Linked DNA regions of Mus musculus: region 1 is linked to region 2. Evidence: chromatin loops called from intact Hi-C (ENCODE). Cell type or tissue: gastrocnemius. All regions are shown on one strand. Each heading gives the region's core, and the rest is flanking DNA. Links, peaks and the distances in the headings are about the cores only.

Region 1 (15,619 bases), core at 2,517-10,516, 54 kb after region 2:
GCTTCCACCCTCACTGGTGACCAGCTGGGTTTCCTCCTAGTTCTCCTGCTGCTGTGGCGATCCAGCGTGTAGTGAGTCCAGGGTTAAATGTTTTTCCACTTGCAGAGGCCTGTCTGTGCCAGTTTGCCCACTGATGACAGTTATAGCTGGGGACAAACAGAAGTGACAGCTGCTGATGGTGCTTTTTTCTAATCTATAATTATAACTCCACCTGCCGCCCAAAGTACCCCTTTGAACAAGAAGTCAGCGGCGGTGGCGGGAGGATGCTGGGCCATTTAAGTCCAGTTAAGATTCATTTCAACTCTGGCCTGGGATCAAGGAAGAAAAGCCTTTTTCTACTGAAAAGGTCTGAACATACTCCAGTAGCCAAAGAGGGGATTAGGACAGTCTTTTTGTGCATGAAATGAAGAATAAATTCTTATGGAGCCATACACTGGGGCAGACAGGAATGAAAGCAAGAATTCTGATCTTCTGAGAGATCTTGAGAATGCTCTTCCATTAAAAGCAGCAAGAGTGTGTGTGTGTGTGTGTGTTTAGGATGTGAGTATATTTATGTGCATGTGTAGTATGTGTATGTGTGGTATATATGTGTGTGTGCATGCATGTGTGTCTAGGGTATGAGTACATTTATGTACATGTGTGGTATATAGGTGTGTATGTGTACATGTGTATGGTGTATAGATATGTATGGTGTATAGATGTGTGTGGTATATAGGTGTGTGTGTGTGTATGTATGTAAGTGCATGTGTGTTGTATATATGTGTATGGTGTATAGGTGTGTATGTGTTCATGTGTATTGTGTACATGTGTGTGTGTACATGTGTGTGGTTTATATATGTGTGTGCACGCACATCCATATGTGCATGCATGTATGTGTAGGATGTGAGTATATTTGTATGGTAAGTATGTGGTGTACATGTGAGTGTGGTATGTGTGTGTGTGGTGTATGTGTGTGTGGTGTGTGTTTTAGAAGTGCACAGAGAATTATGTGATGGCCTGGTGCAGTGGAAAACTGTAACCCTCTGTCTTATTATGTTTCTCCCATGGTTAACCAGAAAAGCTTGTTATTCGAGATGGTTTCTTTCAGATTTATAATAATAGATATTTTCTTTCTTAAAAGAGGCTGCTCATCTGAGTTCTGTAGGTGATAGACTAATTAATTAATCTGAGGGTCATTTCCTGAGACCCTGTTAACTTTCTGAGGTAATTTTTCCACCTGTCATTACACCACAAGCTTAAAGAGAATAGCAAAAAATAGTTTTTGTAGAGAAACATGTAGAATAAAATATTATAAAAATCAAGACTAGGCTATGCCTGGTGGGTCATGACTGTAATCCTATTGATGGGAAAGTTGAAGCAGGAGACTTACCCTGAGTTCAAGGGTAGCCTGGGCAATTCAGTAAGTTCCAGGATAGCCTCAAAACAAATAAGCAAATGGATGCTTCCCCCACAGCCCTAAAAAGGAATACATAAAATTCAAATTTCTAAAGAATTAGTCAACCTTATGTGCATGTGAGCGACTTGGTCAAACCGCAAGCGCTTTAGAGTCCTGACAGATTAATTTTTCTGGCTTATTTGTATTGCTGGCTTATTTGTCCCTGTTCCTCTTGTTGCTAACTTCAGGTCGGGGGTCCTGTGAATAATGAATATTCATTTAGTAATTGTGTGCTAACTGATCGCACCCCTGGGGCTCCATTAACGGGTACTGGATCTTGTTACTGTTTGGTTATCACACTTCCACAGCTTTGAGTACCACGGGGGATTTGTGAACATGCAGAATGCAAACGTCGTATGCCACATCTTACATCTGTACTGCGGAGAAAGTGGGCGGTTAGACCTGCAATATTGTAAACAGTTTTCAGATTTGGTGAGCGTTATGGAATTTGAACTTCTATAAACCCTTGTGTGTACAAAAGGGAAACACTGCAGGCTCTATACCTCCCCGCTCCGGCTAGATGTGTAGCGGCCCCCAAACAGCGTAATTTGCAGTGGCCTTAACAGAAAACCAGGAAATCAGCATGCTTTGCAGGTGCGGTGTAAGCACTGTGGGTTGGTGAAGGCCACCAGGTATCCCATAGTGTTCTTTTTCTGCTACAAAGATGTGGTAGACAATCCCTACATGAGCATGCCGTTAGATACAGAGGGGACATGACTAAGGTCAAAGCTTAAGTAAAACAACATAGCTAAACAAAGCTTAAAAATTCAAATGGATTATCTTATATAGTGTCCACTGTTTTGTTTCGAGACAGAACCTTTTAGTGGCCTAAAACTCTCCCAGTAGGCCAGGCTAGCCCACCATGAGCCCTAGGGACCTACCTGTCTCCAACTCTCAGACACCACCCTGATTGCTTTTCATGTGGAGGCTTGGGATTGAACTCAGCGTTTCCAAGGCAACTGTTCTACCGACCGAGCGTCTCCCCCGGTTCCATTGACTGATCAATTTCTCAACAACAGAATATCTCAGTTCAGTTGATTTGTGAACAACACTCACAATGATTCTTACCATACAGGTAAAGTTTCCCTGATGGTAAGTGTCCTGAGAACCCGGACTTTATTCCATCTCTGGTGGACTAAGCCAGCCTGGGCTTCCGTGATGGCATCTATGGCTCTAAACCAGGCAGCTGGTTGGGTCAGTCACTTGGATTTCAGGTGTGCAAAGTTTGATGCATGCCATTGGACAGGGAACTCCACCCCATGCCAAACCAAAGGCTATGGGAAACCTCCTCAATTAGGCTTTGATTTCGGGGAGCAGTAGTGAACCCCCGAGAACTAGAAACACGGTTCATTTTACAACAGGGTCAGCTTTAAGCCCAGAGGAGACTGGATATTTGAGGAGCCATCAGTTCCTCTCCGTGCAGAGACAAATTGCCAACTCAACAAAATGGAAGTGCATTCGTTCAGGTAATGAAGGTGATCTCTTTTTTGAAATGGACACTGTGGAAATTTCCTTCTATTTTAGACACAAAAGCTCCGAGTCCAGAGAATTATGAAGACAGTGCTGAGAGTGTACTCTGCGCGCAATAATCAATGATGTTTCCTAAGTAGATGACACCGCTCCATTCACAGCCCAGACCGCTAGAGGGGAAAATGAATTAAAAATCTGTACAATTTCACCAAAATCAAGTAAATTCAGATATGTTGCTTATTCCAAACAGCCGTGAAATTCTGTTACTTGACAACCCGTGTTTGTAAATCATATTATCATGTGGGTAAAGGGTAGATTTAGGGAAATTTTACCCTTAAGTAGAGGGATAAGCCAGGTGTGGTGGTGCACACATGTAGCTTCAGTATTTGGAAGCCTGAGGACCAAGAGTTCAAAACCTATTGTCATGGTCATGTAGTGATGTTCGAGGCCAGTCTCGGGGGACACAGGTGGCCTGGGCTGCATTTGACCCTGTTTCAAAGATGGTGGATGGGGTACAGGTGGGAATGAGAAGCACCCATTGCTTCTAAGGAAATGTTTATTTTGGCACACAGTTCCACAGGTACAGTGCATCACGGCAGGGAAGCTACGACAGCAGGGGCAGGAAGCAGGTGGTCAGTTTCACCCACGGTCAGGAGTAGTGACCCCTGGACCCTGGCACTCAGTTCACAGTCTTCTCTTTATGCTGTCTAGGGCCCCTGGCCCACGGAACCGAACCATCCACACTTGGAGTAGGTCCTCTGGCCTCAATAGCTCTACGTAGATCTAGAAACTTCCTCACAAACGGGGCCAGAGAATTGTTTTTACAGTGATTCTAACTCCCGTGAAGCTGGAACAGTTGCCTGTCATGTCTTACAGGTTGATAGTCAGCTCAGCTCAACTCTGCGGTGGCTTGAATGAGAATGGCCCCCTTCCCCCCCCCCCCCCCCCCGCTCATATGTTAGGATACTTGGTCTCAGTTGGAGCTGTTTGGGAAAGATGAGTGTGGCCTTGTTGGAGGAAATGAATCACTGTGGTTGGCTTTCAGTTTTTAAAAGATTCTTGCCATTCCCAGACTCTTTCCTTCTCCCTCTCCTGCCATCCCCCTTCCTGTTCCTCCTCCCCCCTCCCTTTCTCTCTGCTCTGCCTGGTGCTTCCAATCAAGATGTAGCTACGAACCCAAGGCTATGCCCCTCCCACCATGACAGTCATAGAATCTAACCCTTGAAACTAACTATATCCCCCCAATAAATGCTTCTTAAAATAAGTTGCCGTGGTCATGGTGTCTTATCACAGCAATAGAAAAATAACGACAAATTCAACTCAGGTTTCATAGTCCTGTAAATGTGCTTCTAACTGTGAGGGCCATCTTTTTCCTAATGAGTGTTCTACCTGCTGCTGCGCATTGCAGCTGATAAGATTCCTTCCTTGCAAAAGGCCCCAAACATGAAGGGCTTTCTAAAATGTCCTCTTTACACCACTGCCCATTCTTTCATCAACTCCTGCTGGTGCCACCTTTGAGATTTATTCAGACTCCACCCCCCACCCCCCCCCCCACCCTCACCTCCTGAGAGCTCTACTGGTAGCTTTCCAGCTGGTCCCCTGCTCTATACTTTCTCCCTCTCAGTTTATTTTGACACATAGCAGAGCCATCTTATGAAAAGCTAAGTAGGAAAGGCCATTAGATCGTTTAGGAGAATCAGGAATGTTCCTTGCTAACTTTATTAATATGTAATGAAATTACATGTAGATTTATTTTTTATTTTTTTTTAAAGATTTATTTATTTATTTATTATATGTAAGTACACTGTAGCTGTCTTCAGACACTCCAGAAGAGGGCGCCAGATCTTGTTAGGGATGGTTGTGAGCCACCATGTGGTTGCTGGGAATTGAACTCAGGACCTTCAGAAGAACAGTCGGGTGCTTTTATCTGTTGAGCCATCTCACCAGCCCTACATGTAGATTTATATTTTCCCCTTGGCGATTCCCTTTCCAGGAACCGCTTTAAAGCATGCCTATGAGTAAGATGGGTAAGGACCCCCTTAGGGGTCAAAAGGCAAACTGATTTTGGGGCTTTAACCTGTTTCTAGTTAAACGTGTGGTCTTAGCAGCCTTGCCACAGAACCTCAGACAAGCCACAAGGGCAGAACGTTTACAGACTAAGAACCTGTTATGGCTGGATCAGACTAGAACTAGTGGGGTGTGAGGTGGCCACATATATGACATACAGGCTAGGGAAGACAGTTGATAAGGGGAAGCCTCAGAAATGCCCCCAGAGAAGCCCCCAGAATCAACTCAGATGGTAGACAGCCTGTCAAAGGAAAACCTTGACTGTTGCTTTCAGATGTGTTTTAAAAAATCACTGGGTTTGGGGGTCACACAATTGCACACAATTGCACCTTATGTTGTTTGCATCCCAGCTCTGCTGCAGATGTGGGACATCAGATGTGGGACATCAGATGTGGGACATCAGATGTGGGACATCTTTAACAGTTGCCTAGGTTACTTTGCAGAAATTTGAAAGCTGTTTTGGGGGCTTTGCCTTCAATTGGCTGAGTCATCTTTCCAGTCCCAAAGCTATTTTTGCTTAAAAAAAAACAAGCAACAAACAAACAAACAAACAAACAAACAACAAACCAAATAACCACCACCACCAATAACAAAACCCCTTTTACTTTGGAGGTCTGGAGAGAGAAGGCACTTAGTGCTCCTACAGAGGACCTGAGGTTGGTTCGGAGTACTGGATCTGATGCCCTCTTTTGGTCTCTGTGGGTACTGCGTGCACATACAGGCAAAAAAATCCTCATTATGTGCAATAAAGCAAAAGTAAATGAATCTTACACATACACACTCACACATACTCATACACACTCATGTACACACAGACAAGCACAAACACACACAGTCACACACACACACACACACTCCTCACCGATAGCTAATAGGCACTGAAATGCGATGAAAGGTGTGGCATTTCTGTCACCAAATTGTATCTGTCTCCTTAAACTTTGGGCCACATTCTTTTTTTTTTCGTTTAACAATGGAAGACACTTTATTTATTTTTTTTAAATCTCTCAACATTTCAACTCCGTAGAAATCAAATGCAAAATATGTGCATTTTAAATTAACATATACTCAACTACCCGGATCACAGCGATCTCCTATAGTGAGACACACCTAGGAGGGGAGAGGCCTTGTTTGGGCCACATTCTACTCTTCATGCTGATCATTGAAAAATGTTCAATACATTGAAAAAATATAAAACAGAGGGTGCACTGGGTCTGTCGCCGGTTGGAGCTGGTATGTTTCTTTCACCTTTGCCCTAGTGCATTCTTAGCAGCTCAGGCACCTAGCAGAGTCCTTCATCCTCACTGCAAGGTCAGGCGGTTTATGCAAGCCAGCAAGTAGCTCAGCAGCTCCGAGGTGAAGTAGGCCACCCACTCACCTACAAGTCTCAAGACTAGAATATCTGTGTACAAGAAGGAAAACATCTTTTGAAATCTTGACCATGATCAATGGACAACTACCAAACTTTAGTCTACTCCAGGTGAAAAAATAAAATCAATAGAAGCAGGGTCAAGGCAGGCTAGGGTCTGCGGGTGGATTTCCTGGCCTGCCAAGGCATGGAGTGATAAGAGGAGGTACACCTGAGGCTCAACGCTAGGGGCTGAAGATTTTGCTGACCTTGGTGGAAGGAACAGGGTGGATTTTTGAGTGAGAGAAAATGTCTTATGTGTGTATATCAGCAAAATTGTTTCTGTGTGGCTTTGCTTCCCATGGTACTGTAATATAAAAAAGTAATGGGAAATAACACCTGCTGCTGACGTGGTAATGGCCTGCATCTCTCCTTGTACCTGTCTCTTGCATCTTTTTTCTATCTTTCCCCCGCCCCCTGAGGGCTGTTTGACTTCGTAATGGCCAGACAGGCACAGGGGAGGCTAAGTAGAGATTGAAATCCTTATATCTTGCTAGCAAGGACTGGAAATGTTGGTAAAATTATTATAGATATTGAATTGGTGGCCCCTCAGAAAGTTAAAAATCCCCCTGTGGTCTGATGAACAGTGAGGTCCCATACACCCTAAGGCACTATAGGTTGTTGACCTTGCTTTTGGTTACAGTCCAGAACTTGAGGGTAAGAAATCAAGACTGGGTTGTTCTACAGAGTGAGTTCCAGGACAGCCAGGGCTACACAGAGAAACCCTGTCTCGAAAAACAAAAACAAAAAACAAACAAAAAAATAAATCAAGACTGGTACTCACATAGACGCCTCATCCCTACTGTGTTAGAAGATACTATGTATATGTCACCAGACAAGAAAGGTAACCACGAGTTATAACTGTGCTATGAACATTGCGACTGTGACTGGGCTGGCAAGACACGCCCACAGGCACAACATCATCCTGAGCCAACCACTTTTTGATTGGTATCGTCTCACTTCGGAAGATAAAACCCAGGCCCGATCAGGCAGAGAACCTATGGTGAGACAGGTCACGGGAGCTAAAGGAGAACCTATCACTGTAATCTGCTAAGTGGACATAGTATTAAACTGAGTCTAATGACGTACATTTAAATCCCTAAGTAGTTGCTTTTGCTCCCCACTTCCTTACCGCACGGTTTGTCATGTCTCCCAACATTATAAACTGTTGACTTAGTCCTCACTGTTAGAGTGTTGGGTGGCAGAGCCCTTCTGAGCGGCTTAGTGTCGCTATGGCAGAGTCATTAGAAGACCAAGCCTGGCTCCTTAGGCTCTCTCCCTTGCATGAGTTGGCTTGTCTTGCAATGTCACGCAGTGCCATGGCACAAAGGCCCTTGCTAAGTGCCAGCACCGTGCCCTTGAGCTTCACACCCTCTTTATCAAGTACCCAGTCTGACCTTCTGCTACGGAGACAGACTCTTAGACGCTTTATTTTTCTGGCACCACTCACCCCCAAATGGTCAGGCTAAGTTTCTGTTTTTCTTAGAATCAGCATCACTCCAGAGGATGTACTTGCTCGGTCCTGGGATGTGCATAAAGTAGTTACAGAATTGATAACCTCTAGGAAAAACTACTAGATAGAGAATAGTTTTTGTGCACTTTTTTAAATGCCTTGAATATTAGGTTATATTGTCAAAATACCACATTCTAGAGTTGACAGAGTGTTAGGCCGGTACCTTTCAAGAGTCAAGCAAAGAAAGTCCTTGGGATGTTGAGATGGGGGAAGGAAGAATATGACAGCTGGATCTTGGTCTAACTGGGGCACTTATGAGACAAGTGATAGAATTAATAAATAACATTTACAGGTTAATTAACAGAGTTGACCAGGCTTGGGGGTTGTCTTAGTCACAAAACATCATGACCAAGAAGCAAGTTGGGGAGGAAAGACTTTATTCAACTTATATTTCCACATTGCTGTTCATTACCAAAGGAAGTCAGGACAGGAACTCAAACAGGGCAGGAACCTGGAGGCAAGAGCTGATGTAGAGGCCATGGAGGAGTGCTGCTTACTGGCTTGCTTCCCCTGGCTTGCTCAGATTGCTTTCTTATAGAAACCAGGACCACCAGCCCAGGGATGGCACCACCTACAATGGTCTGGGCCCTCCACCACTGATCACTAATTGAGAAAATGCCTTACAGCTGGATCTCATGGAGGCCTTTCCTCAAGGGAGGCTCCTCTTTCTGTGACAACTCCAGCTTGTGTCAAGTTCACACACAAAACCAGCCAGCACAGGAGTGAAGCTTACTGGCAGAACATATGCCCAGCATGGGTGAGAGCCTGGGTTCCATCCCCAACACTGTGAAACAGATAAACAGCATACCGTCAAAGCTAGCTTCCTGCTTGTGATCACAGCACCAGTTGGTAAGATATTAACAGCATGTGAAATCAGGTGAAGAATCTTTGTGGACTATGTGCTGTTTTTTTGTTTGTAACAGTTCTACCGTAAAACATCCTAATACAAAGTTCAAAACATAAAAAAAAAAAAAAATTCTAACAAGGTCTCAACCTTATTTTTCTATCCCTCCCCTCAAAACCCCACTCAAATTTGACCATTTTCTTAGTCATGACCAAAAAAGCAAGTCGAGGAGGAAAGGGGTTATTTCAGCTTGCAATTGTGGTCTACCGTGAAGTGGGGTGAGGTTATCTGGAAATGCCTTTCCAGCTGAAGAGGAAAGGACCAGGACCTGGGGGAGATAAATGGATATTAGGCAAGGTCTGAGACACTAGGGGCAGTCTACATCCACCCATAGCAACCAGATGGGGAGCCAGTTGAATAAATTCACCAGTTTAACTCTGCTTTATCAGACCCAATGCCCCGACCCTTTAATGCAGTTCCTCACACTGTGGTGACCCCCTGCCATACAATTATCATCATTGCTACTCCACAGCCGTAAATCTGCCCCTTCTGAATTACAGTGTAAACATCTGTGTTTCCTGGAGGTCTTGTGAGGCCCAGGGAAAGGACTGAAAACCCGCTGCCTTAGACCTTCCAAGCCCTTGCTAGGGCCTTCCATTGACCAATCAGAAGTGTGATGTCGGTTTAACCATGTCTGCCTCAGGGCCTACTGTGTGCAGATCAGGCCGGAGAGTGTATGTGGAGGAACCAAGGAAAGTACCATCCACCTTCTCACTTTATAAATAGGAACGAGCATCTAAGACGTGAAATTTATCCCAAGATCGCAACAAAAAGAGCAGTTTGGTAGAGTCGCCACTCACTGGTTTGCTTGTGGGAAGACCTAGGTCCTTGTCCCCACCAGGCCACTAACAGGGCTTTAATTCCCATACTAGTTAATGGGGGTGGGCTAAAGCAATGGCCTTCAAACTGGTGTTCACTTACTTCTGGGTAGATATGAGTTACTTAAAAAAAAAGAAAAAGCCTTTGTTAGTGTGTATTGTAGAAAGCAGAGTTTCATAATGATTTTATTTTAAAGATTTATTTATTCTATGTAGTGTGAGTACATTGTTGCTGTCTTCAGACACACCAGAAGAGGGCATTGGATCCCATTACAGATGGTTGTGGGCCACCATGTAGTTGCTGGGAACTGAACTCAGGACCTCTGGAAGAGCAGTCAGTGCTCTTAACCATAGATCCATCTCTCCAGCCCGATAATGATGTTTTTGTGTAAGCATGTCATGGACTTTGATCGTATTTATTCTCCATTGTCCCCCCTCCTCTCCCTCCTCCTCTCAGGTAGTTCCCCTCTCCTATATTATGTCATATTTAGTCTTCACACGTGCACACATGCCCACACATGCACACACACACAGAGTCACGCACAGCACTCAGGTTCCACAGAGGAGAGAGCAGGTGTAGCATTTCTCTTTCTTGGCCTGGAACATCTCACTAACATGGCTCTCTCCAGTTCTATTTATTGTCCTGTAAACGATATGATTTCTTTCCTTCCTGTGGCTGGATCAAACTCCATTGTGTGTAGATATAGCACACTTTATCCACTCATCTGATGCATACGTATTGATGCGGCGTCTAAGGGTGTGTGAGGATGGGTTTGTTTTAAGTGGACTTTCAGACACAGCTTCTTCACCTGTGTTCTCTCTTTAGAACCAGTGTGCTCTCTCTCCCTTCAAAATGGCCCTTCTCCCACATGACCAAAGGAAGCTTGCTTCTCATTCATTTTCTATAATCTGGAGTATGAAATTTTGGTGGCACCAACTGATGATATTTGGAAAATGCATAGTCTTTTGGATTACTGTGACAGCACATGGGGGGTGGGGTGGGGTTGGGGAGGTCCTAAGAATTATTGAGAAGAGCCATGGTCACTTATGGGGGATGCACACTGTGCACAGTTGTTCTGAGAAGACTGTGAGTTTCATAATGGATTGCTTCACATTTGGACTTGAGAGTGGGTCACGGTCCTCCCAGGAGGAAAGCCAATCCTGGTCTGCTTCAGATGAGCAATGGCGCGCTTCTGGGAACTGGTTATACGGCATACTGGGCTGACAGGCACACCACTGGTTATAATACACAATTATCTCAAACTCTTATGTGTGTGCCTTTGTTCTTGGACACGGTCTGTGTCTTCACACGGGAGTCAGTTCACAAAAGGTAGATAGAGTCAGAAGCTTCCAGAGCCAGGTGCAACTTCCCTTTGAACATGTCAAAACTAGGACCAGAGCGAGTCCCTGCTGCACTGTGGGAGCCTAGGACCAGAGCGCATCCTTGCTGCACTGTGGGAGCCTAGGACCAGAGAGCATCCTTGCTGCACTGTGGGGGGCCTTATGGTTTCTCCCACTCTGCTGTGTACCTGGAGAGCCGAGCACCCTCCATGATGCCAATGCTAAGGTTCGTAGCTTCCAAGTTACATTTGATTCCCAATGGTGGCCTTGCCTTCTTTATGGTTTTCCAAATAGTTTCTCCAATTCTTGAAAAATGCTGCTACCGTTTTGATAAAATAATGTGTTTTGTAAAAGTCAACAAGAAACCCGCAATGATCATTATTGACTGTCTCTGTGTGCATGTGTGTGTGGTTTGGTGTGTGTGTGTGTGTGTGTGTCTGAGGAGATCTCCTTACACACCAGGGATCTCCTCGTCCTCCTTCTCCTCTTCTTCCTCCTCCTCCTCCTTCACACAAATACTTACTTCTGTTTTCTAGTTTTTGAAAGGTAACAAATAAGAACAAACTGTACCTCTTATCGCAGTTACATGAATTCCATAGTTATGGATTTTTATTTAGTCTAGACAGAGCGATTAGATCTGGCTGCCTAAGAGTCTAAGAGGTTTCTTGCTTACTCCTCAAAGATGATATCTGAGTGTAGAGTGTGTATTCAGATGCAATTATCTTCTCTCTTTTGCTATCAGCAGCTCCCGTAGCATTGAGAGATGGTAAGAAAATACATTTCAGAATCTAAACGTTGAAATACTCAGGTCATTCGATTTTAAGTACAAAGTTCTGGTGTGTTAAAATTCTCTCTACAAAGAACCTGGCTAAAAAACTTTAAGCATCAGTTGTTCGGGTGGGGCGATGCATGCCACCAAGGTCCAAGACTTATTGGTAGACACAGAACCTCAAGTCTGCAAGGGAGGGGGCGGAGGTCAGTCCGGTTTTTATCTTAACATAAATACGACGAAGATGATCTAAGCCCTAGGGAGAAACACAGGAACCAATGGGAAAAAAAGAACAGGACCCCGTTAGGATTTTAGAAACAATTTCAACAAATTATCTAATAAAGGAAAAAGCCCTTTTCATGTAGAAAAAAGGATGGAGGTGGCGGCAACCTGCTGTGTCATTCAACAGTACACTGTGATCTGTGTGCTGCATATCTACCTGTCTTACTGTCCCATTAGAGTCCCACATCATCTCCCATTTCCTTCTCTCCTGAGCAATGCTTTGGTAAGCATCTTGTGCATCTTTCTTTTAAGGTTCTGCAAATATCCCTTTGGAGTCATGCAATTTGCCATTTTGGGTCATTTTGGTACTCCATTGGTACTCCGATGGCGGTTATAAGCACCTCTTTCGTGTACATAGTCACAAACCTTAGTGGGGTTCGTTGACATTCCCCATCCCCATCCCCATCCCCAGAGTTCATTCTTGGACCTGCTAAGGATCCATGAACCCTAAATTAAGAGCCTGTACTTTAGGGTGAATCCCCAAACATGTGAAATGCTGATCGCCATTAAGCTAGCTAGCATTAGTGGCTCACTCGTGCAGAGCACCAACACTCCGTTCCTCTGGTCACTCAGTCACTGCTCCATCCTCCAGGTTCTGGCCAATTCTAAGGGCTTAATGATAAATATTAAATAATCAGGTTATATAAACTTTGATTATCACTATCCAGAGGCTGAAAAGATGTGGGGCACCAAACATTGCCTTATAGCCTTTAAGAAAGTTTTATAAGTCGATACGACTTATTAGGTAAGGTGTTTCATAAGGGTTAAAAAAAAAAGGGAGGGGGAGGGTTAAGTATCTGACTCCACCTCACCTGCTAATTCAACAGATGCTGAGTAACAGCTGCGAGTCAGGCACTAGGAGCTCGAGCTACACAGAAGAGCGAGAGACCTCCCCCCCCCCCCCCCATTGCCAGGAACTCTAGGAGGGACTCGCTGTCCAGAGGAGATAGGGACACAAAGAAATCACTGTCAGCAGGCAGCGATCACAGGCCGCTGGAACCAGTATTGACAACAGAAAAACAGGAAACAGCAAGGGATTCAGGGTTGAGGTGGGGGCTGCAGGTGAGGTGGGAGGTGTGGGTGAGGTGCACGGCCACACCATCCCTGAGGCAACTTAGTACATCGGCCTCTTACACGGCCATCCATCCCCCACTTACTTCAATTCTTCTCTCCTCTCCACACTGTTCATTTTCTAGGAAGTCCTAAGACTAACTTGAAACTCAAGTTTTCTGGGATAGCTTGAAGGAATCTAGGAAGCTAATGCTCACCAGGAACCAACCAACCAACCAACCAACCAACCAACCAACCAACACCCGATCAAAAGAAAAGGCCCTCAGAATACGTGGGGCCACATACCGTAGTAGGCTGTTTAGTGATACTCAATTATGCAGGGTTAGAACCAAAACACCTCAGTGATGAATCACTCCAGCAACAGGTCACGTTTCCATATGTAAATAAGCAGATGGGCTGGTGTTCAGAAGTCTGTGTGTGTGTCAGAAATGTATGTATGGCTTTTCCGAGTAACCGCCAAGATGCCGAAGTGGAGCAGAAGAAGAAGCGGACCTTCCGCAAGTTCACCTACCGTGGCATAGACCTCGACCAACTAACTGCTCGACATGTCCTATGAGCAGCTGACGCAGCTGTACAGTGCCCGCAAGAGGCGGCACCTGAACCGTGGTCTTCGGCGAAAGCAGCACTCACTGCTCAAGCGCTTGAGAAAGGCCAAGAAGGAGGCGCCACCCATGGAGAAGCCCGAGGTGGTGAAGACGCACCTGAGGGACATGATCATCCTGCCCGAGATGGTGGGTAGCATGGTGGGCGTGTACAACGGCAAGACCTTCAACCAGGTGGAGATCAAACCAGAGATGATCGGCCACTACCTGGGCCAGTTCTCCATCACCTACAAACCTGTGAAGCACGGCCGGCCCGGGATTGGTGCCACCCACTCATCCCGATTCATCCCCCTCAAGTAGCCGAGGCCAATAAAGACTGGTTTTGGTCCCTGGAGAAAAAAAAAAAAAAAAAAAAGAAAGAAAGAAAAGAAATGTATGTATGTCAGAAGTGTGTGTGAGTGTGTGATTACTGTAATCATAAGGAAATAGATTATCCCAGGAACTTGCTATTGTGTCTGTTTCTATTATTTTTATTTTTATTATTATTATTATTATTATTATTATTATTATGTGTATGTGTGTGTTAATCTACAGTGTTTGGCTCAGCCTAGCCCAAAAGAGTTCAGTGTTTTTAGATCAGTCATTTCTTTCACCTGGGCCACAGTCCAAGGGTCTCCTCTGTAGCTTGTCCCCCTTTTGAAGTAGGTGAGTCTGCCCGCTCCGTCTTCCATCTGCTCCGTTGTCTCCCTCATCTTCCACCTGCTCTGCATTTTACTCTTTCCTCCCTGCCTGTCTCCCAAGTGTCTGCACTTCTCCCCTCTGTGTTGCTATCGACTGATGGGGACCTTTTTCTAGAACTCCGCATTTCTCCATATTTGTGATCATCTTTGATGTCCACCTTCCTGCATTGCTGACCCAGGCTCCCGGTACCCTCCACAAGACCACCGTTTAGCTAAGTTTTCCTCTTGTATCTGGAAAGAGGAAGGAAGATATGAGTGTCTTATTTCTTCAGGGCAGTGCTCACAAAAGCTTCCAGCCCTCTTGATTTCCCTAGGATTCTGGTGCAATCTTCCCCAGGAAAGATTGACTTTTTTTTTTTTTAAAGAGAAAAATATGCAGAGTATGTGCCCTTTTAAAAATGAAAGTAGGTTTGATAATATAAAATATCATTTAATATACATATTAATTCTCAATAACTCCAGAGGCATCCAAAGCCAAGGGCTCAAGCTGTCAAGGGCCGGCTCAGTGGTTCTTAAACAGTACAAAGAGCGGCTGGATTATCTGCCAGCACCCCTGGGAGTCTTCTGTAATAGGTGCTCAGTTTTTCTAGGACTGCTTCTAGATACAAAAGAATCCATTTCAAAAGCATGTGTGTGTGTGTGTGTGTGTGTGTGTGTTTCAAGACAGGGTTTCTCTGTGTAGCCCTGGCTGTCCTGGAACTCACTTTGTAGACCAGGCTGGCCTCAAACTCACAGAGGTTCTTTGCCCTCTGCCTCCTGAGTGCTAGGATAAAAGGGACAGGCCACTGCCACCTGGCTCCCTTAACGTTTTTATATTTCACTGAAGCATCACGGCTTTTAAGTTTGGTTTACGTCTACAGGTGGGGATCACAGTGTTAAAGGGTTGAAAAGTGTCTTATGTCTTTCTACTCAGCGTGTTTTCTCATTGGTAAGGGGGGGAATGGAAGTAGGTCGTCACGAAGTGGACAGATACACACAATGACACTGTGTGCTTTCTGTACTGGCTATTAAAATTCAGGCAGACAGATTCAGGAGCCTGCATGCTCACCCACTCTACTAGAGCATCTCGGGCGTGAGAGAGCCTGGAAGAACTAGGTTGTGGGTAAGAAGAATTTCTTTTACCCAGCATAGTAAATGGATGCTTTCTAGTCACTTTAGGTCCGTGTAGTCCTCTGAAGCGTCCCTTACCTCCATGATTGCTGTTTGAATCAACTTCTTCCTTTCGCTGTTTTTAGACGTCTAGCTTCAGGAAAAGGCACCAG
Region 2 (15,619 bases), core at 5,152-13,151:
CTCTTTAGTGCCTTCAGAATTTTTTAAAAGGGCATTTATTATTTTAAAATTAAAACTTGGCTGGGCCTGATGGTGTATACCTGTAACCCTAGTCCTTGACACGTCGAGGCAGATGCCTTGCTGCGGACTTAAGGTCAGCCCAGACTACGTGGCAAGTTTCCAGCCAACTTGGTCTGCAGAGTGAGACCCCCCCATCTAAAAAACAAAACAAAGATAATAACAAAATAAAATGTAAAACTAGCCCAGAAAACAAAGAACCTGGCCCACCAGCTTGCTTGCTGTTTGGGAAAGAGCAGCCTGACTTGGTGGGAAGAGTCGCCAGGCTCCGTTTCCAACAGCTACCCTGTGACAGACCCAGCAGAGCCACAGGCAGGAGCATCCAGGACAGCGAGTGGCCCTCGGAACCTGTCACCACTCACTTCCTACTCACGGAACTGTGACCGAAGCTGGTAGTTTCCGGCCTCGCTAGGCTTTGAATGTCAAGGGCTGTTATCTTGGGTCCTCTCCTTGCTTTGTGTATTTGTGTTATTATAATAAGTCGTCTCTGGACAGAGCGCTCGCGCGGTCTTACCTCTATATTTAGCCTAGCCAGTGGTGACCACAAATGGTCATGAAGCAGCGCCCTCATTGTCCCTAGAAATGATAACAATAGAGGTATTGCTCCTGGCTGTTATTTACTGAGTACCTGCTAAGTGCTAAACCCAGTGCCACATACTTTGGTATAGCATATAAAATTCTTAGACATAGATTAAGTGTTTTACGCCGTTTCTCATACGAGGGACAAGTGGCTCAGAGAGCCTTTATAGTGACGTCACATACTCTTTGAACACCGGTTATGAACGGGCACAGGGAACCTGGTAGTTAACAATGGGGCCCCCATGCCACTGAGGATACCATTTCACCCCAGCAGGGGCAGGGAATGCTCCGGGGTTGGAAAAGTAGAGTATTTCCTTAATCCTTGTTCCAACACACAGGACTTCCCGTCAGCACTTTACCAACAGCCCCACTCCAACCCCCAAGTGATGGTGGGTAGTTGAGCTCAAGTCTCATGATTTGGAAGTAATTTTCTGCTGACTTGTGTCTCTGACCCATGATACTCCTTGCTGCCCGGGCCCCTGGCCGTCTCTTCTGCAGAGGTGGGCTTTACCTTAGCTCTCTTCCGCGTCTCTGTATCCCTAGCAGCTGAACCGGGGCGCAGAGGGAGGAGTCATTTGTCCTTGTCCCACCCTAGGCGCTCCCTAAATATAAGGTGAGTTAAATGTAAGGTGAGTTGTGTGCCTACAGCTAAAAAAGAACTACAAGTGCCCAGAACTGGCCTGGGGTTCCCCTTTCCTCCCGTGACTGCCTGATCCTGCCAGCTGATGTCTCTTTCTGTATCGATGTGATTATTGTGAACAGTCTATTCTAAGATGGAATGTGTGCTGCTCCCCACAGCTGGGACCCGAGAGGTATTCTGAACATTCATGCAGTGTGAAAAGGTCTTCACTGGGAGGTTAATGATGAAGAATCCAGCCACATTCAGAGCCATCACTGTATTAGTGATAGAAGTACAACTCACACAGGAATGAACTCATCAGCTGTCAGTATAAACACCACCAGCAAAGACTGAAACCAGAGCCATCCGTCAAAACAGCTCCTGACAGAGTGGTATTTAGTTAACCTGATCCCATGATTTTGTTTGTTTGTTTGGTATATTATATTATATTATTTTTTTGAGACAGGGTTGCTCTGTGTAGTCCTGGCTGTCCTGGAACTCTCCCTGTTGTTTAGGCTACCCTCGAACTCACAGAGATCCACCTGCCTCTGCCTCTGCCTCTCTGCCTCTGCCTCTCTGCCTCTGCCTCTGCCTCTGCCTCTCTGCCTCTGCCTCTGCCTCTGCCTCTGCCTCTCTGCCTCTGCCTCTGCCTCTGCCTCTGCCTCTGCCTCTGCCTCTCTGCCTCTGCCTCTGCCTCTGCCTCTGCCTCTCTCTCTGCCTCTGCCTCTCTGCCTCTGCCTCTGCCTCTGCCTCTGCCTCTGCCTCTGTCTCTGCCTCTGCCTCTCTGCCTCTGCCTCTGCCTCTGCCTCTGCCTCTGCCTCTGCCTCTCTGCCTCTGCCTCTGCCTCTGCCTCTGCCTCTGCCTCTGCCTCTGCCTCTGCCTCTGCCTCTGCCTCTGCCTCTCTCTGCCTCTCTCTGCCTCTCTCTGCCTCTCTGCCTCTCTGCCTCTCTGCCTCTGCCTCGAGTGCTGGGGTTAAAGGCGTTCGTCACCGCTACCTGTTTGATTCCACGATTTTAAAAGTTAAAAAAAAAAAAAAGAATTTCTGTTTTTACTATATTTTGTAAATTAGATTTTGATGAGTTCAGAGGGATACTACCATACTCTGTTCACAAGCTGCAGTCACAAGGTGGCGGTAGAGTTTAGTATTGAAAGCAACAAAGACTGCTGCTAAAGAGAGGACCTTGAGTCTATCTGCTGACTTCCTCCTCCTCCTCCTCCTCCTCCTCCTCCTCCTTCTCCTCCTCCTCTTCCTCTTCCTCCTCCTCCTCTTCCCTCTTCCATTTTTTGGATTCACAAACTTTATTGGCTCAACAATAAACAGCTAAGGAAACATTACCACCCTTGGAAAACAGACCTTGTGTGTTTCTTCGAGAGCAGTTGAATACTTGGTTTATTTGACTGGTTTTGGCACAGAATTATGATTGCTGTATACCCTGGAGCAAAATGCCTACGTTCAACTGCTCCTTGTGGTCAACCTCGCACAGAGAGGAAACTTATAACAGAGAGAGAGAGAGAGAGAGAGAGAGAGAGAGAGAGAGAGAGAGAGAGCAGTGTTCAGTGGGGAGGGGCTGGGGTGCTGCTGAACTGTCTACAGTGTCCAGGACAGAGCCTCCCCTCAACTAAGAATCATTTACCTCCGGTATCTCATGCTCCAAGGTTGAGGAGCCCTTAGCTGTCTGTGCCAGTGGTGAGCCAGTCGGTCTTTTTCTTGGGGACTGGATCACCCAATCACCCAGCAGGTTATTAAACAGCTAGGAGCTTATATTCTTCAGCGGAACAAATTGTTTGTAGTCCTGGGGAAGATTTTCTTTCAATTTAATACAGAGGGTGGGCTAGTATTGAAATACTCCACACACAACCGGCCTTTTATGGATTTCTGGGCCAGGAAAATGGCTCAGTGGCTAAGGCCATCTGCTGAACGATCCTGGTGATCTGAGTTTGATTTCTGGAACCCTTGTCACGATATAAGGAGAGGACCAACTCCACATCTAGAAGATAGAGATAACGGTAATAATAAAGCGATATCATAATACATTCCTTTGTTGCAGTTGACTGTAGTAGTGCATGCTTTTGTTCCTGGCCAACTCTATACCCTCCTGGTTCACCACAGCCTATTTCCCCATGGTGATAGAAAAATGCAAATTTTCCCTTTAGTCTCTGGAATCCTTTGAGTTTGACATGGCCTCTCACAGGATCACCTGTAAGGGCTTTGGTCTCCAGCCTGTGAGTCCTATTGGGACGATATGGAATCTTCAGGAGATTGAGGTCTCCTGGGAAAGTTACATTACCGGGCATGTGCAACGGTAGCGCTGTCCTTCTGATGAGGCCCCAGTGGGTGTCAGTCAATACGCAGAGCAGAGAGGAGACTTGGCCAACATCAAGGGTTTCCGCTCAGCCCTCTGCATCTTCTCTGTCAGCCGTGCCTGGTGTCTCCTCGAATCTCACTGAGATATAGACATTTGGTGTAGTCGGAAAGCAGTCACATCAATACAACTCCCAGCAACTGAGACCCTTCTGGAATTCACAGAGCAGCAGCCCTGAAGCTTTGGGAATCGATGAGCCATTGTGATGTCAAGTGTGTGGGAAGAAGATGTAAATTTTAAACAGTGAAGCAGATGTCTGGGGCTGGTGTGCTTTTAGATAGCTGCAGATGAGGGGACATCGGGGAGGTTGTGAGAGGCCAAATCTTTTCAATTCAGGCTCCATTTTAAAGCATTTGAACTCAGGTAAACAGGCCAGTAGCTAGAATTGGTTTACAGGTTACCCCCCAATGAAACCGGAGTCTAGCTCCAGTTTCTAGGCTAACCCCCACAAGACCAGCATCTCCAAGCTAATCTCCCCCAGCAAATTTGGAGTTAACAGAATAACCCCACAACAGCCGGCCTTCTATCTAACAACCACCAGTGCAGTGGGAAATAGAAGGTAAGTTTATAGTTTGACTCCCAGTACCAGTCAATTATGGTAAAGGCCATAATAACTCTCCAATTAGATGCTTGCCAGGCTAGAATCGCTCCCTCCCTCTGTCCCCCAGGGCTGGCAAGTGGGCAGCCCAAGCTCGAGCTTGTAAATAAAGACCCTAGTATGATTGCATTGGATCTGCTCCTGACTGGTCTATCAGGGTTCCTGAACTCTTCCTTCGCAGAACAGTTGGCACACTTTTAGTTTTTGGCAGTCTCCTTGGTTGTCACCTTTCAGCTTGGATACTGTGACAGTATCTTTTATTCTCCCAGTGTAACCTCTGAACCTGCAAGCCAGCCCCAACTAAATATTGTCCTTATAAGAGTTGCCTTGGGGGGCTGGTGAGATGGCTCAGTGGGTAAGAGCACCCGACTGCTCTTCCGAAGGTCCGAAGTTCAAATCCCAGCAACCACATGGTGGCTCACAACCACCCGAGATCCTGATGCCCTCTTCTGGTGCATCTGAAGACAGCTACAGTGTACTTACATTAAATAAATAAATTAATTAATTAAAAAAAAAGAGTTGCCTTGGTCATGGTATCTGTTCACAGCAGTAAAACCCTAACTAAAACAGTGAGCTAGCTGTTTTCTTCGTTTTCATTTACTCATGGGGAGGGGACTTTTGTCATCAGTTCAGTATCGCGCTGCTTCAGGAATCTGTTGGTGCAGATCTTTGCTAGACACTGCTCACCTGAACTGTGTGTGGTAGTGTGGTTGAAAGGGTCCTAGACTTGGACTCTGAAGGTCTCTTTGAACTCCATCAATTGTTTCCTTGTTTATCTTTCTATGTCTCTTTCTCCTTTTCTAGAAAGAAGAGGGTTGTGTCCCTAATAGGCCATCAGGCTAGGAAGCATAGACTCTCTGCTGGGAGACTTTAGTGTTAACAAATACTAGGCATATTTTACCTGGAAATGTAGGTTCTGCTGGTGAGTTTTATGTCAACTTAACATAAGCTGAAGTCAATGAATTGGAAGGAGCCCCAACTGAGACAATGCCTCCATAGATTGGGCGGTAGGCAAGCCTATTAGGGCAGACCCAGCCCATTGTGGGTGGGGCCATCCCTGGGCTGGTGGTCCTGGGTTCTATAAGAAAGCAGACTGAGCAAGACACAATGAGCAAGCCAGTAAGCAGCACTCCTCCATGGCCTCTGCATCAGCTCCTGCCTCTAGCTTCCTGCCCTGTTTGACTTCCTGCCCTGACTTCCTTCAATGATGAACAGTGATGTGGAACCATAAGCTGAATGAACGAACCCTTTCCTCCCCTTTGAGTATGGTGTTTCATTAGAGCAAATAGTAACCCCGACTAAGACAAAGGCTAAGTGTGGAATGTGGGTCAGAGATCGAGCTTGAGAAATCCACTGTTGTTTGAATTTTCATTCAAATTCCAGACTGTAAAGCTATAATCAACAAGGTCCCCACCCATTGCTGCTTTGCACATCTCCCTAAGACACTTAGAGGGATCAACATGATGAACCAGACATGAACTGTGTGGGCCCCGAGCGCACGGAGAGTCAAGAGTTTTAATATCAACCTTGCTCTGGACTGGGGTCGGGTGACATCTTACAACCTCAGTTTACTTATCTGCCAAAGTGGGCTCGGCCTGAGGTCATGGAGATACTGGGTTCAAAGTATCTCATACACGGAAGCTGCTTTGTGTTATAATCCCTTTATATTAGTGTTATCATCAGATGTGGGGAAAGATTATTCCAGGAAGTCCTTGGATACTTAGATGGCTGGGCCTGGGGCCAGCCTGAAGGTGGTGGTGTCTCCCTTTCCTAGATCTGTCTTTCAATTGGTTTCAGAAAGACCTGAAGACCTGGCCAACTCTATACCCTCCTGGTTCACTACAGCCTATTTCCTCATGGTGACAGAAAAATGCAAAATTTCCCTTTAGTCTCTGGAATCCTTTGAGTTTGACAAGGCCTCTCACAGGATCACCTGTAAGGGCTTTGGTCTCCAGCCTGTGGGTGCTATTGGGACGATATGGAATCTTCAGGAGATTTAGGCCTCCTGGGAATGTCACATTACCGGGCAGGTGCACTGGAGAAGACCATCTCTAGTCTCTAGTCCCTTCCTGTCTGGTCTTATATTTATTCACCACGGATGTTGTCATGGCGTTTTTTCTACCTCAAAGGCTCTCCCCGAAATGGGACCAAGTTGCCACAGTGCCTGAAACCTCTGAAATCCTATGCCTAATACACTGCTCATTCTCTCTCTCTCTCTCTCTCTCTCTCTCTCTCCCTTCCCCTCCCTCTCTCCCTTCTCTCTCTCCTTTTAAAGATTTATTTATTTCATGTATGTGAGCACACTGTCGCTGTCTTCAGACACACCAGAAGAGGGCATCAGATCCCAACACAGATGGTCGTGAGCCACCCTGTGGTTGCTGGGAATTGAACTCAGGACCCCTGGAAGAGCAGTTGGTGCTCTTAACCGCTGACCCATCTCTCCAGCCCTGCTTTTGTTTTTTAATGCTTGGGATGAACCGACGGCCTTGTGCAATGCTAGGCAAACACCTTACCACACCGCTGTTAACACGTCTTGATTTCCTAGTTTGTAAAATATAGAAAGCAGCAGCACCTCTATCGTTGAATAGGTCCAAGGGATAGAGTAACAGAACAGGTCCCGCTTACCGGTACTAGATAAACATTGGTGTAACACTTGGCTTGGTCTGGACCTCTGCTTCAGGAAACACTTGAGGCTCTTGGCAAAAAGAAAAGAAAAGAAAAGAAAAGAAAAGAAAAGAAAAGAAAAGAAAAGAAAAGAAAAGAAAAGAGAAAGAAAGAGAAGAGAAGAGAAAAGAAAAGAAAAGAAAAGAAAAGAAAAGAAAAGAAAAGAAAAGAAGAGAAAAGGTTTACTTTCGGCAGACTCTGCAGTTAGTTTTAATAATAATAGCTGCTCTCTTGTCGTCCCCCACATTGAGGGCTTTTTATACAGTATTATTTAAATGCCACGCCCAGGCTGCTCCTTACATGCTAGTACCATTTTCTGCTTTTAGGTGAAGATGGGAAGGTAAGGCCTCCTGCAGGGGCTCTGGGACTGAGTTTCCAAAACGTGGCTGCCCTCCACGTGGTCACAATTTAGTGCTGGCTCTAGTGGAGTCCCTGCTGTGTTACTGAGAAAACACTGGAAGACAGGCGCAGGCAGGCAGCAGCAGGCAGGCCCTCTCAGACTCCCTGTTCCCAGGCTTGCTGTTAGGTCTTAAACCAGAGACAAATGGCTGCCAGGCTCTCCCAGCATCCTTCATCCCTATCTGGTACAGGGTATTGTTGCATACCCAGCCCCGCTACCCTAAACTTCTTCAGCCCAGGGGTTGGGCTGCCCTCCCCCCATCTGCGCTTCCTTATATAATCCAGACATTTTGGTTTCCCGGTCCTTTTGTCTGCCCTTTACTCTCTTTCCTCTTGGCCTGGGCTGCCTTAGCCCGAGGCTCCTCTCTTGCTTTCCCTCATCCCACCCCTCCCACTCCACCCCTCTCGCAGTCCGGTTTGGTCCTGCTGGCCTGGACTCTTCCCTCTGCCTACTTTCTCCTTTATATCTACAATAAAAATATTTTCCATACTCGAGAGGTAGACATGCCCCCCTCCTTTTCTTTCATTATTTCTCACATTCACTTGCAAATTCTGAGACAAGTCGCAACTGGACACTCTACATGAGAGAGCTCTTGGTCATGAGCTCCGACCTGCACAGACAGTGGCTGCATCCGGCAGGAGGTGTCTCAGTCCTGATGTGAGGCCCAGAGGCTTCAACAAGAGGGAAATGCTTTTGAAGAAACTGAAAAGTGGAAAGATTTGTGGGGAGAGCCACATCCCCATAGCAAAACTTCCCCCAGAATCTCAGGCCCGGTTTCTGACTGTCCAGGGCTCAGCAAGCTCTGAGCCTAAGACCAGGCTCTTTAATATCCAGTGCCGGAAGTGAGGCAGCCCCACGTCCCCAGCGGTCCCTTCTAAAATACCTGCAGGGAGAACGGTGCATTCAGGCCATCCTCCCACCCCCATCTGACCTATCCCACGTGACCTGTTCCTTAGAAACCTTGGCTCTTTCTGGGTAGTACCCTGGGGCATTCTGGGACACGGGAGTGGGGACGGGTGGAGGGGGGGGGGGATATGCTGGCGTAAACTCCAGGTCAAGCTGACCTGGATGCCCTAAGAACCACCTGTTGCTGGGAATGCAAATCTGTAGAAATCAGAGACGAATCATGGGTCAAAATGGAAGGTAGAGAGTGTTTGGTGGAAAGTGTCTTTAAGAGTATTCTTGGGCTGCAGAGCTAGCTCAGCGGTCAGGAGCACTGGCTGCTTTTCCAGAGGACCAGGGTTTAATTCTCAGCGCCCACATGGCAGCGCACAAACTGTAACTCCAGTCCCAGGGAATCCAGAATCCTCTTCTGCAGGCATCACACATCAGACGCGGTACACATATGTATATACAGATGAAATACTCGTACACATAACATATCTTTAAAATATATAAGAGGGGTCTAGGTGTCCCAGAGACAAGCAATCTGAACTGTGAACTGCAGGATATTATCATAGATCATAGAATTTGTGAGTCTTAAAGGGGACAGTCTGAGTAAGGTTTTGATGACACATTTGGATCGTGGTAAATGCTTATTATTAGTCATCAACATCCAAATAATTGCTTTTGGGCGGGAGAGAGAGTTGTGTAGCTCATCAGATAGCTGGCTGGCTTTACCCACCAGGAGAAGAGAAATAAGTTGGTCATATGGCCACCAGGGGGCACTCCTGGCCCTGGGAGTCAACACCGGCGTGGCATTTATGATTCATAGGTAGACAGATGGGAGAAAGCAGAAACGTCTTGCTTGCCGGTGTGGAAGCCTCCAGCTAAGGTTGAGAAAGAAACCCCCTTTCGAGCTGGTGCTGCCTGGTTTCCCTGGCAGGAGCGGAAGTTGACCTGACCACCTGTAGGAGGGCATATTCCATTCAAACCAGAGAGTCTCCTGCCAGGATCTGGTTTCCTGCCTTCTCCCTGAAGGGCAACACCACTAATTCCTAAGATGTGTTTTATTTATTATATATATGTGTATATAGTAAATGTTTTTAACATATATATGTTATGTTTTTAACATATGTTTATATATATATCATATATATATATAGTTCAGTGCATATATATATATATATATATATATATATATACATATATACATATACATACACACACACACACACACACACACACACATATATACAGTATACACTGAACCATCTCTTCTGCCTTTTAATTTTTTTTTTAATTATAGTCTCATTAGGTAGCCCAGTGTGGCCTTGAACTTCTGGGACCTCGAACCTTGGAGGTTTTAGACATGAAACTACTGATGGGAAGCAGGAAGGCTGACATTGATGCTCGGGGTTCTCACTGTGGTGCTGAGGCCTTAGCGTGACGCTGGTGACACAGCGGGCTCAGGATATCACTGCAAAGGCAGTGTGGTCGAGGCTGATGTGATGGGCCAGCGAGATGGCTCAGCGAGTGAGGGTGCTTGCAGCCAAGCCTGGTGGCTTATGTTGGATTCCCAAGATCCACATAGCAGAAGAAGTGACTGATTCCAGTATGTTTCCCTCTGATCTCCACATGCCTACCCTCTGTCTCCACACGAAATGAATGAAGAATTAAATAAACCAATAAAAACATATAATAAAAGAAAAAAAGGTCTCTAGAGGGTCCCTCATATATATATTTTTAAAATTTCAATTGTTTGCCTCACTCAGCCACCCCTAAGGACACTAAGCCCTGCCACAGGTGGCCAACAACCAAGTCCACAGACTCAAGCCAGATATCAAAGCCCCTGCATTCTTTTTGACTGTTAATAGTAATAACAGTTATCGACTACAACCACATAAGAAACAAAATGAAAGCTGACTTCCTCTGGTACCCATCATCTCATTCAGCATGGCTGTTCTTCCTCCCTGCCCTAACTGAGCCCCCTAACCCCCACCCTCCCACTCCCACCCCCGTCCCTGTAGACTGCTCTCTGGGCAGCACTGTAGTCAGTAGAGCAGGGTTCCCCCTGGCATCAGGAACTGGCCTCTTGTGTAGAAGCTGAATATCTGTAACAAGGAGGCCCGTGCACTGTTCTGTGTACTGGCAAAACCCAGCATCAATACCTGAACAAATAACAGTCAGTCAGATAGACAGACAAACGGAACCATGCTTGCTTCTGGGTACACTAAACTTTTAGGGAACCAGCACTAAAGTTGATTTTGTGCATCACAGGGTGTTCAATAGCATCTTTGGCCTCTTCCACTATGTACCAGTAACACTTCCAGTATGATGATCGAAAACATCTCTCAACACTACCTAGTGTCTCCTGGGTGCAAGATCGCATCTGATGCAGAGCCACTACCCAAGGAACTTGGAACAGGATAGAATTTCTGCACAAAATCAACTTTAGAAATGTCTTATTTGTTTCGAGACACAAAATGTACTTCCCCTTCATCTCTGTGAGGCAATTGTCCTGAAATTAGAAGCTCAGAGAAGAGAGTTCCATGGCACCATTGGCACCTGGGGCACAAGGTAGAATTGGGCCCATCTTCTAAAATTCAGAAACAAAGAAGCTCAAACAAAAAGTTAATATCTGGTCTGGCTCACGTGAGGTTTTTTAGGGAATTTTGTATTTGCCACAGTCGGGGACATGCTGACGGCATACTCAGAGATGCTGAGGGACAGCGTAGAGTGTGGTGAGGGATTCAAGTTGGATTACGGTTCAAAAGCTCTACGGGAAGGTTGGGGTCTTCTAGATTTTGTAAGATGTGCAATCAGAGAGTCCTGATATTGCTTAGTTGGGTTTTTTCCAATTCAGCAGTCATATCAACGGGAAAACTGTCCTAAGAGTTGCGTTCACAGGACTAAGGCCAAAAGTCTGGAAAGACTTGCAGTCCCTGCCTGAGATAATCCCTGGTTATGTCCTGGGCTGCACAGGCATTGATTGGTGTTTGCTGTTGACCAGGTTGCGGGTTGTGAGGAGGGGCGGGCAGGTGGGTTAGATTCTGATTTGCATTTTCTTTGGGTGTTGTGTTTGGTTTTACACTTGCATTACTCCTAACTGGCTGATATAGGACCAGCATTGGGGAGAGCGGCTGTCCTAAGAAACCTTCCAACTTTGAAGCCAGTGTTCTAAGTCCTCTAGACTCACAGTGGGGAGAACGACTGCAATCAAAAAATTTTAAAAGTCTGGTTCCACATTGTGTTGGAGGACATTGATATACATAATGAGTTAGATGAGGGATTCATAGCTGTGGTGATCTGCCCTGGGATGCTGTGTGTTGTGTGGATGCACATGTGTGCATGTGTGTATGTGTATGTGATGCATGTGTGCACATGTGTGTACCCACTTGTGTGCATGTGTATATGTGTGTGTGCATGCTCATGTGTGTGCACATGTGTGCATGTGTGCACATGCATATGCGTATGTATGTGTGCACCCACATGTGTGCACGTGTACACACATATGTATGTGCATGTGTGCTCATGCACGTGTGTGTGTGTGTGTGTGTATGTGAAGGAATGATGGAAAATGCCAGGGAGAAGGAAGATGGTGAAGGCTGGGAAGCATCAGAGAGGAAAAACCATCTGAAGAGACTGACAAAACCGTTAAGTCGGAGGTTCAATGCTGTGAGTGTCAGAAGGGGATCTTTCTAAATGACCGAGAATCCCAAGGTAAAAGGGGACCCTGAAGAACAGATTACCATAGCAAGAAGTTGGTGATAAATCCCTGGAACACTAGTCACAGTCATGCTTGCTGGTCACACAGGACAATCTGAGGTTTCCATCCTTTCCCTTAGACGCTCATGATGGCTAAGAATGGCTGGGAATCCTAGTGAGCAGCCTACTTTCCAGATGAGAATGTGATGTTTGTGAAGATGGGTATCTGTCCAATTTCCTAACTGCCTTCTTCTTCTTTTTTTTTTTTGTTTTTTTTTTTTGTTTTTTTGTTTTTCAAGACAAGGTTTCTCTGTGTAGCCATGGCTGTCCTGGAACTCACTTTGTAGACCAGGTTGGCCTCAAACTCAGAAATCCACCTGCCTCTGCCTCCCAAGTGCTGGGATTAAAGGCATGCGCCACCATGCCCGGCTCCCTAACTGCCTTTTTCTTTCTCAACATCTTGCTGCTGTTTGTTTGCTTTGGACTTTAGAGGTAAGTGTGATCTTGCTACATAGCCCAGGCTGGCCTTGAACACATCACATAGACATGGTTGACTTTGAACTTTCAGTGCTCCTGCCTCTGCCTCTAGAGTGCTGGGATTATAGGCACATGCCACCATATACGGCTTTGTTCAAGTTTTTGAAGTTGTTCCGAGGTGATTCATTGATTCTTCTTTGTACTGTCGGTAAATTTTATATTTCCCTATTCCATTTAATCTATGTTCTCTATCACTTGGCTGAAGGAGGCTGAAAGTGAATGCCCAGAGTAATGGAAGCCCTGGACTGGGAGGATGGGACAATGAAGAAGAAGGGAGAGCAGCCAGGGGTCAGGCAGCTCTAAGTGCTTGGACGGGAGAGGAAAAATCGGTGGGCTCTTAATCATATTGCAATTGGGGCTGGAGAAATGGCTCAGTGGTTAAGAGCACTGACTGCTCTTCCAGAGGTCCTGAGTTCAAATCCCAGCAACCACATGGTGGCTCACAACCATCTGTAATGGGATCTGATGCCCTCCTCTGGTGTGTCTGAAGAGAGAAATGGTTTACTCCTATGCAGAAAATAAATAAATAAATCTTTTTAAAAAAATCATATTGAAACTGAACCCCAGAGTCAGGGCCAAGCTGTCCCTAGGAGCTGGGAGGAAATATACAAAGGCTTGGCTTTGCTGTCACCCTAACATGCAGATCATGTCAAAACACGACTAGGCTAAGCCTGTTCTTGGATTGGTCAAACCGCAGGGACATTTGGCTATTTGTCTATGAGGCAGAACTCAGAAGAAAATGATCTAGGCAGGTGAGGAAGCCAGGCAGAAGAAGATACATCCTTTTATTCTGGAGCCCTGGTCATGTGGGATAAAGACTCACTTTAGGATGGAAAAGTTCCTCATTTGGGCTCATTGAGCAAGTCACAATTCCGTTTTTAGTGTGAAGACAAAATGGGAGGCTGTACTGGTTGGTTTTGTGTGTCGACGGGACACAAGCTAGAGTCGTCAGGGAGAAAGGAGTCTCAAATGAGAAAAGGCCTCCATGAGATCCAGCTGTAAGGCATTTTTCTCAGTTAGTGATCAATGGAGGAAGACCCAGCCCGTTGTGGGTGGTGCCATCCCTGGGCTGGTGATGCTGGGTTCTGTAAGAAAGCAGGCTGAGCAAGCCAGGGGAAGCAAGCCAGTAAGCAGCACTCTTCCATGGCTGCTGTATCAGCTCCTGCCTCCAGGTTCCTGCCCTGCTTGAGTTCCAGTCCTGACTTCCTTTGGTGATGAACAGTGATGTGGAAGTTTAAGCTGAATAAACCCTTTCCTCCCAAACTTGCATTTGGATCATGGTGTTTCATCACAGCAACAGAAGCCCTAACTAAGACAAGTTGGTACCAGTGCAGTGGGATGTTGACTCGACACACCTGACTACCTTTTAGGGGAGAATGTGGAAGAACTGTGGAACTTTGGGCTAGAAGAGCCATTGAGTGTTGAGAGCTCAGTAGGATGTTCTGTGGGAGCTTGGACGATGATAATGTTGAGAGCTGTGCAGAAGATGGAGGCCTGGCTTGTGACATTTCGGAGGGAAGATTAAAGACTCGATCAGGTCTGTTTCAGATTTTTACCTAAGTAAGATTCTGTGGTTCCGGTTAGCTGTGGATGAAGGATCAACTGTGATTAATAAGATACCAGAGCTACTGAGGTGAAACTTTTGTGTTACTGGGACGATTGATGCTGGTTGGCTGGAGCTAAGAAATTAGCAGGGGCTAAGAAGAGACCAGCATCACTGAGGTGAAATCTTCTGGGAAGTGTTTTCTGAGAGCACAGAGAAGCTCTTTCCCAGAGGCAGCCAAGGAGGGAACCAAACTTGGTCATGTGTAAGAGTCACCAGGTGGTGCTGGTTTTGAAGGCATGAAGGGGTTATGGAGAACAGCTGAGGCTTGGCACAGGGAGAGGTCAGGAGAGGCCACTGGTGTAGGTGTAGCCACAGTGGCAGGAAAAAACCCAGGACTGAAAAGGTTATGCAAAGAAGTTGAGGCTTGGGACCAGGAAAAGAGCCTGTGACAGGCTATTGGTGACCGGGCAGCCAGTTGCAGCAAGGAATCTCAGTGGTTTTGTAGATGCCAGTACCATGGGGTGACCACCAAGAACAGCAGCAGCAGTGGAGTAGAACCAGTTGGAGCCTAGAAGAGAAGCTGTGTGTGCTGCAGAGAGCAGAGCTGGAGAAGTGACCCAAACAGTTTGAAGGAGTCTGGGAGATCATGAGTGGGTCCCAGATATTGGATGGTTGGATTTTGATCTTACTTTGCTCTGATTGTGACAGTGCCCCGATTTTTCCCTCTTGAAGTAAAGTACTTGAGTCAACAGTTAAGAGACTTTAGATTTGAGAGGTTAGATAGTTTAAAGGACTGAAAATTTAATGTGCTTGAATTTGTTAGGGACTGTGAGACTTTTGAAGTTATTTAGATCTTGGGGGATAAATCAGAGAGGTGGCTTAATAGTGATGTTCGTGTGTCAGGTTGTCAAAGGGTCAGTTGTACTGGATGGTTTTGTATGTCAGTATGACACAAGCTAGTGTCATCAGAGAGGGAGGAGCTATAGTTGAGAAAATGCCTGTATAAGATCCAGGTGTAAGGCATTTTCTCAATTAGTGATCAATGGGGGAGGGCCCAGCCCATGGTAGGTGGGGCCATCCTTGAGCTAGTAGTCCTGGGTTCTATAAGAAAGCAGGCCAGTAAGTAACATCCCTCCATGGCCTCTGCATCAGCTCCTTTCACCAGGTTCCTGCCCTCCTTGCGTTCCTGTCCTGACTTCCAACAATGATGGACTATCAATTTGGAAGTGTAAGCTGAGTAAATCCTTTCCTCCCCAGCTTGCTCTCTGGTCGTGGCGCTTCATCACAGCAATAGGAGCCTTAACTAAAGCAGAGGTGATCTCAAACCTTGAAGAAATATTGAGGAACTTAAAGAATTCTCGGCATTAAAGGTGCATAAGAGATGCACAGGAATAGAGATAAGGGAACACCTTCCCATCTCTTCATAAAACTGTTCTTCGTCCAGATGATAGCATTGGATTTAAGAATGAGAACTGGTTATACTTCAAAGGCAGCTAAGTAGAGAGTTGTTTGTATGTGAGCAATGGATAGAACCAAAGAGAAGAAGATGGGGGGTGGGGCTTAAATTGAAGAACTCAAGGAAAGGGCCTGAGGGCCGTGGTGACTGGGAAGGGCAGGGGCTCTGGCTTTGTAGAAAGGCCATGGGCTCATCTGTATATAATGCTTTGGG

The links. A loop is a pair of places that touch in the nucleus more often than their neighbours do. Peaks named below come from ENCODE experiments on the same cell type or tissue, not always from the same donor. Only the 100,000 strongest peaks of a DNase experiment are listed, where the experiment ranks them.
Region 1: it touches region 2 in a loop (3.0-fold over the local background); 20 of 42 quality-filtered maps call a loop at or near these places.

The regions. Positions count from the first base shown.
Region 1 is chr10:116,971,126-116,986,744 of GRCm38, reverse strand. It overlaps Gm46182 (a long non-coding RNA gene), which reads left to right. Exons shown (of 3, transcript XR_001779645.1): 1 at 1-71; 2 at 1,744-1,867; 3 at 2,363-3,079. Best3 (bestrophin 3) reads right to left here and starts at 431. Exons shown (of 10, transcript NM_001007583.1): 1 at 1-431. It also overlaps the pseudogene Gm5781. In gastrocnemius, for the core only: CTCF peaks have their summits at 4,685 and 5,671 (motif pointing left); DNase peaks (open chromatin) are centred at 5,671 and 7,695.
Region 2 is chr10:117,027,322-117,042,940 of GRCm38, reverse strand. Gm10747 (a long non-coding RNA gene) reads right to left here and starts at 701. Exons shown (of 3, transcript XR_872056.2): 1 at 81-701. In gastrocnemius, for the core only: a CTCF peak has its summit at 8,941 (motif pointing right); a DNase peak (open chromatin) is centred at 8,945; H3K4me3 peaks cover 218 bases; H3K27ac peaks cover 1,408 bases.